Regions from separate parts of the Mus musculus genome. Here all the other regions are linked to region 2. A link is a loop called in an ENCODE intact Hi-C map of the cell type or tissue named here. Cell type or tissue: heart. All regions are shown on one strand.

The links. Peaks named below come from ENCODE experiments on the same cell type or tissue, not always from the same donor. Only the 100,000 strongest peaks of a DNase experiment are listed, where the experiment ranks them.
Region 1: a loop joins it to region 2, with 6 times the contacts of the local background. A loop is called at or near these places in 21 of 42 quality-filtered maps.
Region 3: a loop joins it to region 2, with 2.2 times the contacts of the local background. A loop is called at or near these places in 4 of 42 quality-filtered maps.

What each region holds. Positions count from the first base shown.
Region 1 is chr7:132,734,073-132,736,572 of GRCm38, reverse strand. All of the region lies in intron 4 of Fam53b (family with sequence similarity 53, member B), which reads left to right. Among named protein-coding and RNA genes, the nearest start is that of Fam53b, 79 kb to the left of the region's middle. In heart, a CTCF peak has its summit at 1,237 (motif pointing left); DNase peaks (open chromatin) are centred at 312, 1,192 and 2,122; H3K27ac peaks cover 2,163 bases.
Region 2 is chr7:132,810,137-132,812,636 of GRCm38, reverse strand. All of the region lies in intron 1 of Fam53b (family with sequence similarity 53, member B), which reads left to right. Among named protein-coding and RNA genes, the nearest start is that of Fam53b, 2.5 kb to the left of the region's middle. In heart, a CTCF peak has its summit at 1,511 (motif pointing right); DNase peaks (open chromatin) are centred at 226, 506, 1,516, 2,106 and 1 weaker place; H3K4me3 peaks cover 1,118 bases; H3K27ac peaks cover 1,434 bases.
Region 3 is chr7:132,896,902-132,899,401 of GRCm38, reverse strand. All of the region lies in intron 1 of 1500002F19Rik (a long non-coding RNA gene), which reads left to right. It overlaps Gm46003 (a long non-coding RNA gene), which reads right to left. Exons shown (of 2, transcript XR_001778301.2): 1 at 2,452-2,500; 2 at 1-846. Among named protein-coding and RNA genes, the nearest start is that of Gm46003, 1.3 kb to the right of the region's middle. In heart, CTCF peaks have their summits at 961 (motif pointing right) and 1,883 (motif pointing right); no DNase peak of the experiment used is centred here; H3K27ac peaks cover 95 bases.

The DNA of each region.
Region 1 (2,500 bases), 76 kb after region 2:
TTAGGATAGATATGAGGTAGGAAGAAAGTGCAGGAGGGCCCAACTGGAGCCCATCAGCCTCCAGGCTCAAAGAGGTAGGCGTGTCATTTGTCAGTGTATACCTGAGGCCCAGAGAGGTGAGGCTCTTTTCTCAAGATCTCTGTGAGCTAGATGGTGCCTGGGCAGCAACCAGGCCTGCCTTCTTCCTGGCGCTCTCCCAGCTGGTTCTCTGCCACTCTGCAAATCGAGAACACACTCTCATACTCATCTCTCCCCCTGGTTCCATCCTGTCTCCTCTGCCTGAGTGACTTGTCACGGCTTTCCCCTGGCTTCCAGTGACTAGGCACATTCCTCAGGCCCGGGCGGTGCTTTCTCTTCCCAGGCCGGCAACTTCCCACACTTGCTAATCCCACCCAGGCTGTAAGTGGCTGAGGAGCCCTAGCACACAGAGCAAGTGAGCTGGGCCTAGTTCTCGATTGAGTCTTAGGGCCTTTGACACGGTCCCAAACCTCTCTGAACCTGAGTGCCAGTCAACAAAGCAAAGCAGAGATCTCTCAGGCTTGTGGCCACTGCGAGAGTGCAGCCTCAGGCTCTCCTAGTGTCCTTTCAGCAGACCCCTCCTTCCCAGTTCTCCCTATAGTCCTACCAGGATGACTGAGCAGAGGCCATTGTTTCTGTCAATAAGGGAGACCAGCTCTGAGGGAAAGGAGATGGCTGTATGGCAGATCCAGGCCAAGACACAGCAGGTCGAATCTGACTTTCCCTACCTCCGCCCCCCACCCCCCACCCCCCGCCTTTGTCCTCCATGGAAGTCCCAGGCTCATGGGTGCTGGGGACTTGAGTGTGGAGACAGCTACTGCCCATCTGCCTTTATCCATCTTAGAGGCTTGCCTTTGGCTATGCCCCTGCTGTGTTCCCCTGTTCAAGAGTTTCAGACAGATGTTCCTAGAGCTTCTGAGACCGTGTCTTTGTTTCCTCAGCAAGCTGAGGTGTCCCAGTGCGACTCGAAAGGGGGCTCTTAGGTGGAGGGGGTGTGCCATTTTGTCCTGCAGAGGCAAACAGGTTTTCAGCATCCCGGGGAGACCTGAGACTAGAGAACTGTGGGGTGGGGGTGGGGGTGGGGGTGGCCAGGCCTCAGCCTGCTGCTGCCATAGGGCGTGTTCCAAGGGCATTTCCTGTCGATGCTTTCCTCACCCGCACCCACTTCCTCTCCCCTTTTTGTCTCTCCTCTGGGCCCCCTGCTGGCTGCTAGCTGGGCGTGCTGTCTTGATGTTCTAGGCTGGCTCTAGGATTGGCCCTATGTGGTGCTGCCAGCAAAGCTCCTACTGAGTGTCTCTCTAGTGACACCTGGTGATGTTATCTGCTTATTTTAGGCAGCTCTCTCTTTCTCATCCTTCTAGGTAGATGCTGGGATGACCTTAAGATGAACAGGACCCCTGTGGTGACCTTGGCCTTCTCTGCTACTTCCTTCCTCACTATGGTACTGGGGATAGATTCTTCCCTCAGAGCCTCAGCACCACATTCACATTGTGACTTCGTTTCTCTTGGTTGTTAGGAGGACCAAATTGTACCCTGTGGAAGTAGGTCTGCCACCCACACAGAGCCTCTCAGCAGAGAGTCCTGTCCTTCCTTCATCCTGGCCTGGCCATTAAGTGTGGAGCTTCCAGTTGTGCTGGTCAACATCCTTTGCCCTGACTAATTCCTAAAGCAGTGACGTAGTCCTGATCTGGGCCCCCAGTGTCAGGTGCTGGGTCAGCCAAAATGGGCTCTGTGCTTGGTGATGGCCCTCTGTCATTCATGACCCCAGGGCTGATTCCAAGGGTGCCTGAGCACTGGGATCTTGTGAATGGAGCCTCACTTTAGACCCAGAGAGAATGGCATTTGGGTGTCTAACCTCAAGTAATCCAGCCAATCATGCCACAGCCACAGGCTTAACATTCAGAGAGAGAAGGCAGAGATGGGAAGGAGCAGCAGAGAGCAGCTTTGACGTCCATGCTGGACACAGGGCCACCATGCTCAGCGATTATGTCATTGTATACCTTGTAATGTCTTTAGCCACTGGCCTCACAGCCCAGGGCTGGAAGCTCAGAACAACATGGAGACACAAGATGCTGGCACAACCATGCAGAGCCCGCTCAGGGACGGGTGGCTCTCAGAAAGCAGCTCCACTGGCTCGCATGCCTTAGGATTGTCAGCTTCTCTTCCCCTCTTCCTCCAGGCGTCGGAGGAGACACCTGAGGAAGACGGATGAGTGCAGGGTGGAGCCAGAGCAGATATAGCTTTGGTACCATAAAGAAAGCATTCTGTAAGGCACTTGAATACCAACAAAAAAGATACTTGCCCTTCCCAGCCTGATGGGCGATAGAGTAGAGTGACCCCAGCTTTCATGCTAATGGCATTGGGGCCTGTGCTCAGAGCTTTTCTGTTCTGACCGCCTAGATGCTTAGAAGTGTCACAGATGGGGGTCTGTGACAGGTAATGCTGATTTGGAAGCAGTATTGCCTAGATTGAGAACCACTGC
Region 2 (2,500 bases):
CCCCTGATGCTCCTGACCGCCGGGTTCGTTAACACGTACTGTACTTAGTACCATGGCGAACAAAGAAAAGCTCTTTGCAGCATTTGGTGAATGGGATTCTGCCTCCTATAGGCCACACTCTTGAGTTTTCCATACGGTAAAATTGGGACTCTGGTGTTGGGAAAGTGGCCCCCGTCGTGGGTTGCATTCAGGTCCTGGCCCCATTTGTGCTGCCGCTGCCGCCTCTGCCGCCTCGGTACTTGTCTCGCAGGAGTTGGTACAGATGGAGCTAGGCTGGTGGTGGTTCAACAGGAACAAATGTTTGTTGAATTATTGGACGGTGGAGAAAGGGACTGTTTTCTGTTGACTGCTTCAAGAGTTGGAATGACATTGTTTGTTGGCCCAGGAAGCCAGGCAAAATGTCTTGGGCTCCTTCAGCATATTAGCAGACCTCCAAATGACATGCTAGCATATGTGTTCCCAGCAGTCCCCACGCCTGGAAGGGGGGAAGCCCTCCTTGCTGAATCCTGGACTCCCGTTTTGAACGATATGACTTGATTTGAGGCTCTGGGGAAAGAATGGAGTCTGCGCACCCGTGCAACTCACGATCTTGACTGGGCCACCAAGTTTTGGTTTCATTTTAATTTTTCCACTTAGCAGGGACTTATCTCAGTTACAGTTCTGACAGTGAGTTGAAGGTCTGTAGATTCCCCTTCCCCCTTTGCTGTGCGCTAGATTAGCAGAAAACTTGTTCCAGGTGATAGGCCCCCTTTAGTGAAAGAAGGGTTGAGTATTAAGGTTAGTAACTGTAGTTGTAGACTCAGGGGGTGTGCGGATCCAGTTTCTGGACCCTGTGGTAGTCAAGAAATCTAAGAGGCTTGGGGAATGCCTGCGGTTTTCTTCCAAGTGTCCACATCGGGAACAAGATGCTCTTGAGACCAGTTCAGAATAGCTCTGGTCAAGGACTTGCGCCTACCCACCCCCTACCCCTCCCCCCCCCCCCCCCCCCCCGCACACACCACAAGAGTGTGATGTGCGTTCATTTTAACATCAAAGCAAGCATTCTGGAAAGGCTGGCTGCAGACCTTGGACTCTAAGGTTGTTGAAGGCAGGATAAGTTCACTGTTTTGGTTGATAATGATTCTAATCAGCTTCTCTCCCTTTGTTTCCAGTGTAGTAGGTATGTTATGGAAAGAGTTTTAGATAGATACTTCAAGGTCTTCATAGAGGAGTCACTCAACTGACATTTTACAGGAAGCCCTTCCTGGGTGCTCACCTGCTCCCCCACCCCCTTTCCTTCTCTCTCTCCTAACCGTCCCCTCTCTCCCACCCTCTCTTCCTCTGTCCCTCCCTCCTCACCTTTCTTTTGCTCCTTGTTAGTTGGTACCCCCTAGCATCCCCATCCTGTAGTTCCATAGTAGCTGGTTTGTTTTAAGTGAGTTCCTTGAGCTGGTGCTTGACCCATGATGGGAGCTCAGCCAAAGCTAGCTCTCCTCCTCCTCCAGGAGAGAGCTGTGTCTAAATGCTGTCAGCAGGGGGCACTGTGGAGCAATCTGGTGCCTGCAGAGCTCTTTAAAATGCACACCCTTCCCAGCCACTCCTCTTCAGCTGGCACTGAGGGTTGAGGGCTGGGTCCTCTGTCCCAGCTGAAGTGTCATTCAGGCATGAGACTTTCTAGGGTTAAATCATGCACAGTCTGGAAAACTTGTTTGTACCCATAAGAGGGGAAAAAAAAAACCCACTGAAGTAAACACTCAGGTCAGCACAACCGCCACCACTGTGCACACCTCTCTGATGTGTAATAAAAGAAACCTGCAGGCATAATTTGTTATGTAATATGCTGATAGTACAAGTTTTGGTTTTAGATGGGAACCAGATGTGGACAGACCCTGTTTAATTGCTCTTGAGATGAGGGGAGGGGGTGTTAATAGATTAAGTAGTTCTGCGAACCCCAAAGGTGGTTTGTTTTTTGCTTTGACTTAGGGGATAGCCCCAATCTCAGGGCTCTCTCTCCAGGTTACTGCCTCTCTGTCGGGACTGCTGCAGCTGTCCTTTTTGTCAGACTCCTCCTCTCTCAAAAGAGCCAGTTTGTTGCCAACGCGAAGCACATGGCTGGGTCTAGCTGGGCTCAGCGCTGCTTAGCTCTGCTGGGCTCTGTTCCTCCTCTTCTCTCTCCGTCCAGCTGCTGCCCTGCCCTCCACTGTGTGAGACAGAATGGCCCAGGGACTTGGGTCCTGCCAGAAGTGCTGAGTGCTCTCCTTCATAAACATTGTCCTGGAGGAGTGTGTTCACACTTGTTCAGTGAATACCTTTTCCCAAAACTTGTGCACTTAGTCTTCTCTGATTAATTTCTGTTTGTTTCCTGCCCAACTTTATGAAGATTTTTTTTTCTCTATACACTCGAATCACCTTTATTATTCTCCAGGGTTGGGGACTGCTTAGTAATAGCTGACCCCATTAACAGCAGCTTCATTGCTTGCTGGGATTGTGAACTTTGGAAACAAACCCAGAGGCTTAGATA
Region 3 (2,500 bases), 87 kb before region 2:
GCATGATAACTTTGGTAATATTGGAGACTTACATGTTTTAATTCTCATACAATTTCATATGTATAAAATGTTCTTCAATCATTTTTCCCCATTTCCTTCTCTCATCCCCCGCCCCACTGAAACCTTCTTCCCAGCAAATCCCTCTCCTACTCAAACTGTTTTGCTTCTGTTCCCACTGCACTTAATGGGGGCTGCCTGCAGGAGTATGGCTGTGGGGTTATTTACTGGAGCAAGGCCAACTTACCATTGGCAGTGGTCTGCATGCCTTTAATCTCAGCACTTGGGAGGCAGAGGCAGAGGCAGGAGGATTTCTGAGTTCGAGGCCAGCCTGATCTACAGAGTGAGTTCCAGGACAGCCAGGGATACACAGAGAAACCCTGTCTCAAAAACACCCGGAAAAAAAAAAAAGACTTACATAAGAGTACTCTTATGTGAGTACTCTGTCACTGTCTTCAGATACACCAGAAGAGGGCATCTGATTGATTCCAGTACAGATGGTTGTGAGTCATCATCTGGTTGCTGGGAATTGAACTCACGACCTCTGGAAAAGCAGTCAGTGCTCTTAACTGCTGAGCCATCTCTCTAGCTCTTTGGGTTTTATTTTTTAGGACAGAGTTTTACTATGTTGGTCTTGAACTCACTATGCAATGAGATGAGACCGACCTTGAGCTCACAAAGACCTTCCTGTCTCTGCCTCCCTAGTCCATAGAACACCACACCCAACACCTACCTTATTTTTGTTGTTCCAGATAAGGTTTCTTGTATAGCTTGGGCTCTCCTGGAACTCTCTCTGTAGACCAGGCTGGCCTTGAACCCAGAGATCTGCCTGCCTCTACCTTCCAAATGCTGAAATTAAAGGCATACACCATCACCACCCAGCTCAATTTATTTATTTGTTTGTTTTGATTGTGTGTCTCTAAATGTAGATTTGTGTATGTGGATGCAGTGCCCTTAGAGGCCAGTAGATGGCAGTGTACCCCTGGATTTGGTGTTTCAGGAGTTTGTGGGTCACCTGCTGTAGAGCTGGGAATCAAACTCCCATCTTTGAGATGTATACGGTCTTAACTGCTGAGCTATTATTTCTCAAGCCCTTGTTTATATTTTTTAAACATGATCTTGCCATGTATCCCAGACTGACCTTGAACACAGTGTTTCTCCTGCCGCAGCTTCTTGGGATTACAAATGTGAGCCACTATGTACAGAAAAAACTAGTTTGGCTTTCACCTTCCATGGCATCACACAGTTTTCTGGCCTGAATGAAGACATCTCCCACCTCTTAGGATCTGTTTTTTTGTATGGCTATGGGTGTTTTGCCTGCATGTGAGTGCAGTGGATATGTGCAGTGCCTTGGGATGCCAGAATCAGGAGTCTGATCCCCTGAGACTGAATTCATAGATGATTGTGGGCTACCAGGTAGGTGGTGGGAATCGAACCCGGATCCTCTGAAAGTGCAGCCAGTGAGTGCTCTCAACTGCTGAGCCATCCCTCCAGCCCTCTTCTTCCATCTCTTGTCCCTTTCGCCCCATGGACTTCACTACTATCTCTCACAGGAACCTAGACCTGCTTTCCAGTGCAGCACTTTAAAAGCTAAATTGGCAAAAAAAAAAAAAAAAAAAAAAAAAAAAGATAGATTCTGCCTGGCGTGGTGGCGCACACCTTTAATCTCAGCACTCGGGAGGCAGAGGCAGGTGGATTTCTGAGTTCGAGGCCAGCCTGGTCTACAGAGTGAGTTCCAGGACAGCCAGGGCTATACGGAGAAACCCTGTCTCGAAAAACAAACAAAACAAAACAAAACAAACAAACAAAAAAGAAAGGTTCTGTATGTGTGCACATAAAAAGTTCTTCCTCTTTTGCTTTGTAATTAATGTGTGTGCTGGTGCTTATGGTTCCAGAAGAGGGCGACAGAGCCCCTGGAGCTAGAGTCACCTTAGGAGCTCCTCAGCGTGGCTGCTGGGAACCAAACGGTGACGGTTGGGCTATCGCTTCAGCCATTTGTTCCGTTTTGTATTTCTTAATATCCTACAAAACTCACAGTAAAGAAAAAGTGGCCTTGGCGCTGAGCATTTCTGTATGGCCAGGTCTTGGAGCACACCTCTTAGGGAAGGGTCCTCATGCGTAGTCACATTTAACCAATTCACTGCAGATTCCATGAGGAATAAGAAAAGTACATGGGGGGCTGAGTGTGCCTAATATCATATGAACATTGAGCATATTAGTAATGGACCCTTTTAGAGTGTTGGCTCTCCTTGTTCCTGAAAGTCACTGGGGTATAAAGCTGCAATTATTTTTAAAGGTGGGAATCTCACTGTGTAGCTGTCCTAAAACTCACTGGCTGTTCTAGAACTCTCTATGTAGACTGAGCTGGCCTCAAACTGACAGAGATCCTCCTGCCTCTGCCTCTGTGCCGCCATGCCCCGCCTTCCCTGGTATTTTAAAGCTGGTTCTCTCCACCTTCCTGAAGTAGCAACATGAAGCTGTTTCTCCACTGGGACACATGGGC